Linked DNA regions of Mus musculus: region 1 is linked to region 2. A link is a contact called in ENCODE POLR2A ChIA-PET data. All regions are on one chromosome and are shown on one strand. Each heading gives the region's core, a stretch centred on a gene start or an enhancer-like site at or near the end of the contact. The rest is flanking DNA. Distances are from core to core; before and after follow the strand shown.

The links. ChIA-PET counts read pairs that join two places held with the same protein, here RNA polymerase II (POLR2A).
Region 1: POLR2A ChIA-PET joins it to region 2 with 14 read pairs in embryonic stem cell. The contact joins the promoter of Rps15 here to the promoter of Pwwp3a in region 2. POLR2A ChIA-PET finds 5 or more read pairs at or near these places in 4 of 5 experiments (Patski and embryonic stem cell).

Annotation. Positions count from the first base shown.
Region 1 is chr10:80,289,754-80,293,841 of GRCm38, reverse strand. Rps15 (ribosomal protein S15) reads right to left here and starts at 1,411. Exons shown (of 4, transcript NM_009091.2): 1 at 1,359-1,411; 2 at 982-1,067; 3 at 1-200. The coding sequence starts at 1,361.
Region 2 is chr10:80,225,229-80,229,096 of GRCm38, reverse strand. It overlaps Pwwp3a (PWWP domain containing 3A, DNA repair factor), which reads right to left and starts at 2,499. Exons shown (of 14, transcript NM_023431.5): 1 at 2,393-2,499; 2 at 659-775; 3 at 17-102. The coding sequence starts at 715.

The sequences.
Region 1 (4,088 bases), core at 162-2,661, 66 kb before region 2:
ACACGCCCACCATGCTACCCACCATCTCCGGCAGGATGATCATGTCCCTCAGGTGCGTCTTCACCACCTCAGGCTTCTCCATGGGTGGTGCCTCCTTTTTGGCCTTTCTCAAGCGCTTGAGCAGTGAGTGTTGCTTCCGCCGAAGACCACGGTTCAGGCGCCTCCTCTGGCGGGCGCTGTACAGCTGCATCAGTTGCTCACTGTGGGAGAAGGGGGTGGTTTGGAGACCCGGGGACAGCATGCTGCGCCAGCACTGCTCCATTTCTTTCACACCCAGAAAGGAACATGCCGGGAGCTCACTAAAGACAAGTCCTCCATAGCACTGCCGTCAACCTTCAGGGCACAACCCTCTAAAATGAATCCACCAGCTTCCACAGGCAGTGACGTAAGCCGAGATCAAACCTTTTCCTTTGACAGCCCACCCAGACAAATTACCTATCCGTGGTTGATTTTCCCCAAGGTCACAGGGAGGCCTGTGAGCCCAGTCAGCGGGAGACTGAGGCAAGGTAGTTCTGTCTACATAAGACTGTCGAACACTGCACAACTGTAGCAGGGGCCGAGTTGAGGTCACAATCTAGAGCGCTTGCCTAGGAGGCTAGGACGCCCCGAGTTTGATGCTCTGCACCGTGATGGTGACCCAAACATTAGGGAGGTTGAGAGGATCAGGAGTTCGAGGAGAGCCTGGGCTACACGGGTCCCTTTTTTTTTTTCCGACTCAAGAGTTTCTCTGTGTAGCCCTGGCTGTCCTGGAACTCGCTCTGCAGACCAGGCTGGCCTCGAACTCAGAATTCCCCTGCCTCTGCCTCCCAAGTGCTGGGATTAAGTCGTGCGCCACCATTGCCCGGCACTCGAGACCCTTCCTTGCCTCTCCCATGTGACATGTGCAAAGGTTCTGGCTCTATTTCCAGCACCACCCACAGAAAAGGAAAATGTACAAACGGGCCAGCGACCCGGCGGGACTAAGGTGACGGGGCCTCTTACTAGGACATGTCGAGCAGTTGGTCGAGGTCTACGCCACGGTAGGTGAACTTGCGGAAGGTGCGCTTCTTCTTCTGCTCCACTTCGGCCTGCGTGAGCGCGAGTCGGGGTTAGCAGGGGCTCGGCAACCTTACCCGGGAGCCCAGGGACCTGAGCTGCGCGAGCCGCGCTCCTCTAAGCTACGGCGGACGGGCGAGGGGACACACAGCCCCGCGGCCGCCCGCAGCCATCCGGGCCCTTCCGCACCCGCCATCCGCAGTCTCCGGGCACCCGAGCACATCGCTACATCCCCAGGCAGCGAGTCCAGAGTCTTGCGAAAGGGCCCCGGGAGGATGGCGACGGATACCCGGGAGCACAGACCGCCGTGCACGAATACTCACCATCTTGGCGGTTACTCGGAAAAGGAAGTACGGGCTGCGCTTGCGCAGTTATCGCGAGCTCTGCCGGGAGGGCCCGCCTCCACCGCTCAACAGCTTCCGCTCTGCGGATACTCGCCATTGCCCCCCGCTGTCCGGAGGCCAGAGCAAAAGCGCCGCTACCCTCCGGAGGGGCGTGGCTCCCTTTGGGGTTTTTGTTAGTGTGTCTGTCTCTCTGTCCCTGGTTTTCTTTGTCTTCTCTGTCTCTGTGTTTCTGCCTCTCTCATGTACAAGGTCTCAAGCAGTGATTCTCAACCCGTGGGTCACAGCCTCTTTGGAGGTGGCATATCAGATATCCTGCATATCAGATATTTACAATTATGATTCCTAATAGCAAAATATATACATACATTTTTGGGGGAGACGGAGGTTCAAGACAGGGACTCTGTGTAGGCCTGGCTGTCCTGAAACTCGCTCTGTAGAACAGGCTGGCCAGAGGCTAATCCCAAGTGCTGGGATTAAAGGCGTGAGCTACCACCTCCAGGCTGTCTGCTTTTCTTGTGGGATGTGTGAGCCTACCACCTCAAAAGTGAGTGGTTAATTAGAAGACAACTTGGAGAGATCAGTGCTCTCTTTCCACCATCCTGGGACTTGGCTTTAGACTCCCTGACCCAGTGAGTGTTTCGTTTTATAATAAAATAGAAGCCAGGTGTGATGGCACAAGTCTTTGTCTTTTTTTTGTTTTGTTTTTTCGAGACAGGGTTTCTCTGTATAGCCCTGGCTGTCCTGGAACTCACTTTGTAGACCAGGCTGGCCTCTAACTCAGAAATCCACCTGCCTCTGCCTCCCAAGTGCTGGGATTAAAGGCGTGTGCCACCACGCCCGGCAAGTCTTTGTCTTTAATCCCAGCTCTTGGGCTACACAGAGAAACCCTATCTCAAAAAACGAAAAACCAGAGAGAGAGAGAGAGAGAGAGAGAGAGAGAGAGAATATGAATGAATGTTGGAAAGGAAGCCGCATTTTCTATTTTTGTTTTGTTTTGTTTTGTTTTTCAAGACAGGGTTTCTCTGTGTAGCCCTGGCTGTCCTGGAACTCAATCTGTAGACCAGGCTGGCCTTGAACTCAGAAATCCGCCTGCCTCTGCCTCCCAAATGCTGGGATTAAAGGTGTGCACCACCACGCCCAGCTCCAACATTTTCTCTCTTATCTAGTGTTGGGGGTTGGAAGGCTAGGAGGAAAAAGGTGGAGAAGGATGGAAGAAAAAGAAGCCCACGAAGTAGCAAAGTCCAGCAGAGGCACGTGTAGCACACAGAAGGCAGAGCGGTCTGTGAATTCCAGGCCAGCCAGGGATGCATAGAAAGACCATCCCTGTCTTTAAAGAGAGAGGAGAGGTAGGACAGTAGTGGCCAGGACAGCCAGGGCTGCATAGAGAAACATCATGTGAAAAAACCAAGCCGGGCATGGTGGCGCACGCCTTTAATTCCAGTACTCTGGAGGCAGAGGCAGGTGGATTTCTGAGTTTGAGGCCAGCCTGGTCTACAAAGTGAGTTCCAGGACAGCCAGGGCTATACAGAGAAACCCTGTCTCGAAAAACCAAAAAAAAAAAAAAAGAGAATACTCCCTTGGGCCGGGCGGTGGTGGCACACACCTTTAATCCCAGCTCTTGGGAGGCAGAGGCAGGCAGATTTCTGAGTTCAAGGCCAGCCTGGTCTACAGAGTGAGTTCCAGGACAGCCAGGGCTACACAGGGAAGCCCTGTCTGGATAAAAACAAAACAAAACAAGAAAGGTCTGATTATAGTTGAGTGCACATGGATGCTGGCACTGGGGCTAGGTACACTAGATCCCTTGGAGCTGGAGTTAAGACAGTTGTTTCTCCATCTACCTTCCCCACATAAGGTTTTTGTTTTTGTTTTTTGATTTTTTTTGGTGGTGGTGGGGGTTAAGGGGTTTATAGAGATCATGCTGGCCTCAAATTCATAGCTCCAATTGTCTTTGTCTCCTTAGGGCCCTCCTGAGGCTTTGCATAATTTGGGGGCAATCCCATTTAGTCACAAATACTTGAAAGCAGTCTACACAGGTCCCATCTCCCTTTGCATGGCTGAGGTGTCTCACTTGATTCCCCAGGATAGCTGGTACTCACATAGTTTTGGGGAGATGACGAGTGGGGTCTCATGTATCCCAGGGAAGTTTCAAACTCATGTAGCTAAGGATGACCCTGAACTGCTAAAACCGAGTCACAGATTTTATCTTCTTTGCACCTGTGTGTGGTACTCACACAGGAACCAAGGCCAGACCCCCTGGGCCTGGAGTTGTACACTATCCATGTACAACTGAACAACTGAATACATGAGAGCTGGGAACAGAACTGGGTCGGCTGTGAGAGGAGCGTGCTCTTTTTATTTATTTTTATTATTATTATTTTTTTATTTTTTGAGACAGTCTCACAGTATAGACCAGGCTGGTTGTGAACTCAAAAGTCCACCTGCCTCTGCCTTCCAAGTGCTGGAATTAAAGGTGCGAGCATTCATGCCTGGTCATTCTTTTTGTTTCGAGACAGGGTTTCTCTGTGCAGCCCTAAACAGCCTCCTGGGACTCACTCTGTAGACCAGGCTGGCCTTAAACTCAGAAATCCACCTGCCATTGCCTGGCCATACTTTTTGATTTATTTATGTGAGTATACTGTTGCTGCCTTCAGACATACCAGAAGAGGGCATCAGATCCCATTACAGATGGTTGTGAGCCACCATGTTGTT
Region 2 (3,868 bases), core at 1,250-3,749:
AACAAGCACACTTAACTTTTCCTTCAGCGAGAGTATCTGAACATCTAGGAAGAATTCCTTCTTTTTCTTGTTTTTTGCTGAAGTCTCGGTTCTGGCCAAAACCTAAGTGTAAAAAAAGTAGAAATAAAAATAAAAAAGAACTCTTGTTATGGCAGTGGAGGGACAGACAGCGGGAGCCTTTCCCGGGTGGCAGCCACAGGATTAGCAGAGACCTGATGTGAACTCTTATTCAAGTATAAACTGAGGCACCGGAGCCCTAGGCCATCCCAGGACAGGGCAGGAGCTCAGCACTTCCTCTGACTTGCTAGAAGGAACACCCCAAACACTACAGTTATTCCTGTCTGGGGCTCCTAGCAAGGCACTCCCTGTGGTCACAGCCTTCTGAGCCTTTTTATAGATGACTCTTTTTTTGTTTTTTTTTTTCCCCCTTAGTGTGAGAAATAATTAAAGACAATTCTGGATCTAGGGCCTCCTAAGCGCCAGACCAAAACCCCCTGGAGTGGAGGGAACCCTGGGACTCGTGCCAGCAGATCCCAGTGCCGAGCATTCAGGCTCGGCTCTCTCTCATAGTTACTCTGAGGAACAGAGCCTGATGAAGACTTTATTGTCACCAAAAGTCATTTCTAATTCCTGAAATTAAGAGAATAAGGGCTGTCACCTTCGCAGGCCACAGTCGCTTCCCCCATCGGCAGAGGACATACTTGGCATCCGTCATGACTCAGAAAGGAGTATCTGGGCGTGCGGTGGTACAGGCTTGACTGAGGCCAGAGGTCCCCTGCAATGAAATGTGTTTTAGAAAGGTGCTGCTTGCAGCAGTGAGGTTCACACAGACACAATCTTCCAGGGCAGAGGCTAGCCGCACACCCAGCTTCTAGGACACAGGTCAATTCAGAGCCTGGTCTTGAGACGTTGGGCAAAGAGCCAAGTGACAGTCAAGTGCAGGGCCCTGGAATTTGAGGAAATGTCTTGTTTTCTGTAAATAAAATTTAACAGATCCCCTCTTTAAGGTTGCACGCAAACTATGCTGCAGCAGCAAAGCTCACAAGCCCTCCCTGCCTCGGGCCTGAAGGGTGGCTGCAGCACACACCACACTCCACATACCCCATTCCCTGGAAGGACAGGGACAGATGCAGGGTTCTGGCAGAAGCAGCCAGGGCTGTGAACAGAAATGGAAAGATGGGGGAAGGGGGACCAAAGCAGCAGGAAGGACGGCAGGAACAAGGGAACTACCAGCAGAAACAAGGGTTTATGTAGTAGAAGGGATCGTAGAAGCAGGAAAGGTTTTCCAGAGGGATTACAGGCAGCAGAGTTGGGGGAACAGGGTTCCCAGCAAGGATGGGAGTTCATTAAAGCAGGGTGGGGTTTCAGGAGATAACAAGGGCTCTGCAGCGTTATGGGAACTCAGACAACAAAAGATGAGGCTCAGGTAACAAGGACTGGGGTTTGGGCAGCAAATATGTCCATAGCAAAGAAAGAGGTTCAGGTAGGAGTCAGGTAAAAGAGGTGGGGTTTGCAGTAGGGAAACAAAGATGGGGTTCACAGAGGAACTGAGATTCAAGCTGCAGAAACTTGAGTTCAGCAGGAAATATAGGGTTTACAGCAATGAATGGGAGGTCAGGCTAGAGGGAGTTTGGGCGCGGAGACTGCGATTCTGACATGAAACTCAGAGTTCACAACAGGGATAAGGTTCGAGCAGCAAATTGGGGGCTTAGACTGCAGAGAGGGGGTCAAAGGGAAGAAATAAGGCAAGAAATCCAGAATTTTCAGCAAGGACATAAATTCAGGCTGCTGAGACAGGGTACCAAGCAGTAAATTCACGATTCAGGCGGCACGGGGTGTGTGTGTGTATGTGTGTAATGTTGGGTTGATACTGCAGAGGTCGAGGTATCCGGTCAATAAGGGGCCTCCAGCAGGAAACTCGGGGTCTTAGCAAGGACACGGGTTCAGGCTGCAAAAAAGGGGTATAAGGTAGGAAACTCGGGGCTCAGGTTGCAGAAGAGAGATATAAGGCCGGAAATACGGGGTTCAGGCTGCAGAAGATAGGGATCAGGCCGGAAATACGAGGCTCTCGGCAGGGATGGGGCTCAGGCTGCAGAGAAGGGGACTTAGGTCAGAAACACAGGGTTTGCACCAGGAAACGAGGTTCTCAGCCCCCCAGGGGCCTCGGCCGCACGTGGGCCCTGCGCAGAACCGGACGCGGCCCAGCTGGTCCAGCCCAGCCGCCGCCCTTCCCCAGGCTCTCCGCCTGCACCCCGCCCGGCCCTCCCCAGGCCGCAGCGGGCTCACCCACCCAGCCCGCCTGACGCGGCGTCCGAGCCTGAGCGACCAGGCCGCGGCGGTCCCAACGGCGGAAGCCCGCCCGCCAACCGCCGCCGCAAGCCCGCGCGCTCACCGCCTCCGCCGCCGCGCAGATCCCCGCGGGCTAGGGGCGGGGCCTGCCTCACAGCGGCGCCGAGTCCCGCCCGCGCCGCCGCCCAATGGGAACTGCGTACCTGCGCCTCGACCCCGCCCCCCAAGAGCGCGCCACCTCCTGCGGGCCACGCCTCAGCCCATCGGTCACGCCCTCCACCGCCTTCCCTCCTGCCCAACTTGTGGAGTGCGCGGCGAGGGCTCCCCCTGGGCCCGAGGCAGGGTAGACCGGGAGGCCCGCTCCAAGTCCCACCCCCCGCTGCTGGCCAATAAGAAGATGGAGCTCACATCATGGCCCCTCCCACAGACGGCGGCGGCCTCCCTAGACCACGCCTCAGCCCGTAGTCCACGCCCCAGTTTTCCTACATCCTGCAATGGTTCCTGAGACGGAAAGTGGGCCCTTTTTCCAGACAGATTTCCGCCTGCGAGCAGCTATGCGAAGACAGAGGGGGGTTGGGAAGGCGAAGGCCTCACGAGCTCCTCACAGACTTCTAGTACCTTCCAGCTTCCGAAGTAACCCGATTCCCACCCCAGAAGGAAGTTATCCCACCTATGTGGGAAAAAAAAAAAGCCATCCAGTGAGGATGCCCAAGTCCTGAAGTGGAAAATAGAATGTGAGATGGCCTCATACCTAGGTCCCCAAGCATAGTCAGCGACTGGGAGGGAGGGGGGCTGCATCCAGGACCTGTATCCATGGACTTTTCTAGAACTGGAAGTTTCCAGTTTGGCTGCCGACAAATGTTTTTGTTTTTGTTTTTTTGAGACAGGATCTTTCTGTATAGCTGTGGCTGTCCTGGTACTCACTTTGTAGAGACCAGGCTGGCCTCAAACTCTACCTGCCTCTGCCTGCCAAATGCTGGGATTAAAGGCGTGTGCCACCACTGCAGGTGAGGTTCACACTCAAATTCTTAACTAAGGCAGTTAGGCTGCTCACCTGAGCAATGTCACTGACCTGGTCTCTCATGACTGTTTTTCCTTTTTAAAATGGTTTACTTATTCCCATTTCATGCGCATTGGCGTTTGCCTGCATGCATGTCTGTGTGAAGCCATCAGATCTTGGAGTACTACAGGAAGTTGTGAGGGGCCACGTGGGTGCTGGGATTTGAACCTCCATCCTCTGGAAGAGCCATCTCTCCAACCTAAGTGTTTTTCTACTGTGCTTATTACAGATGGAGAACAAGTGTTGTTGTTGGCCACAGAGGTGAGATGACGGGCCTGCACCCTGGGTGTCATTAGGATGGTGGCTTGTGCCACAAGTGACATGGGGTCAGGAATCCCAGGCCCAGAAGCTTAGATGGCAGTACTAGGGTCTCCTGACAGCACTGGCCAAAGTGGGCAGTGTGTGTGTGTTCTAGGCCACTGATTCTCAGGTAATTCTCTTGAAGTGAGGATTGTCACATTGTCACCACCAAGCATTACTGGTCTGCATAAGCTTGGAGGTTATGCGTGGTGGAGGGGA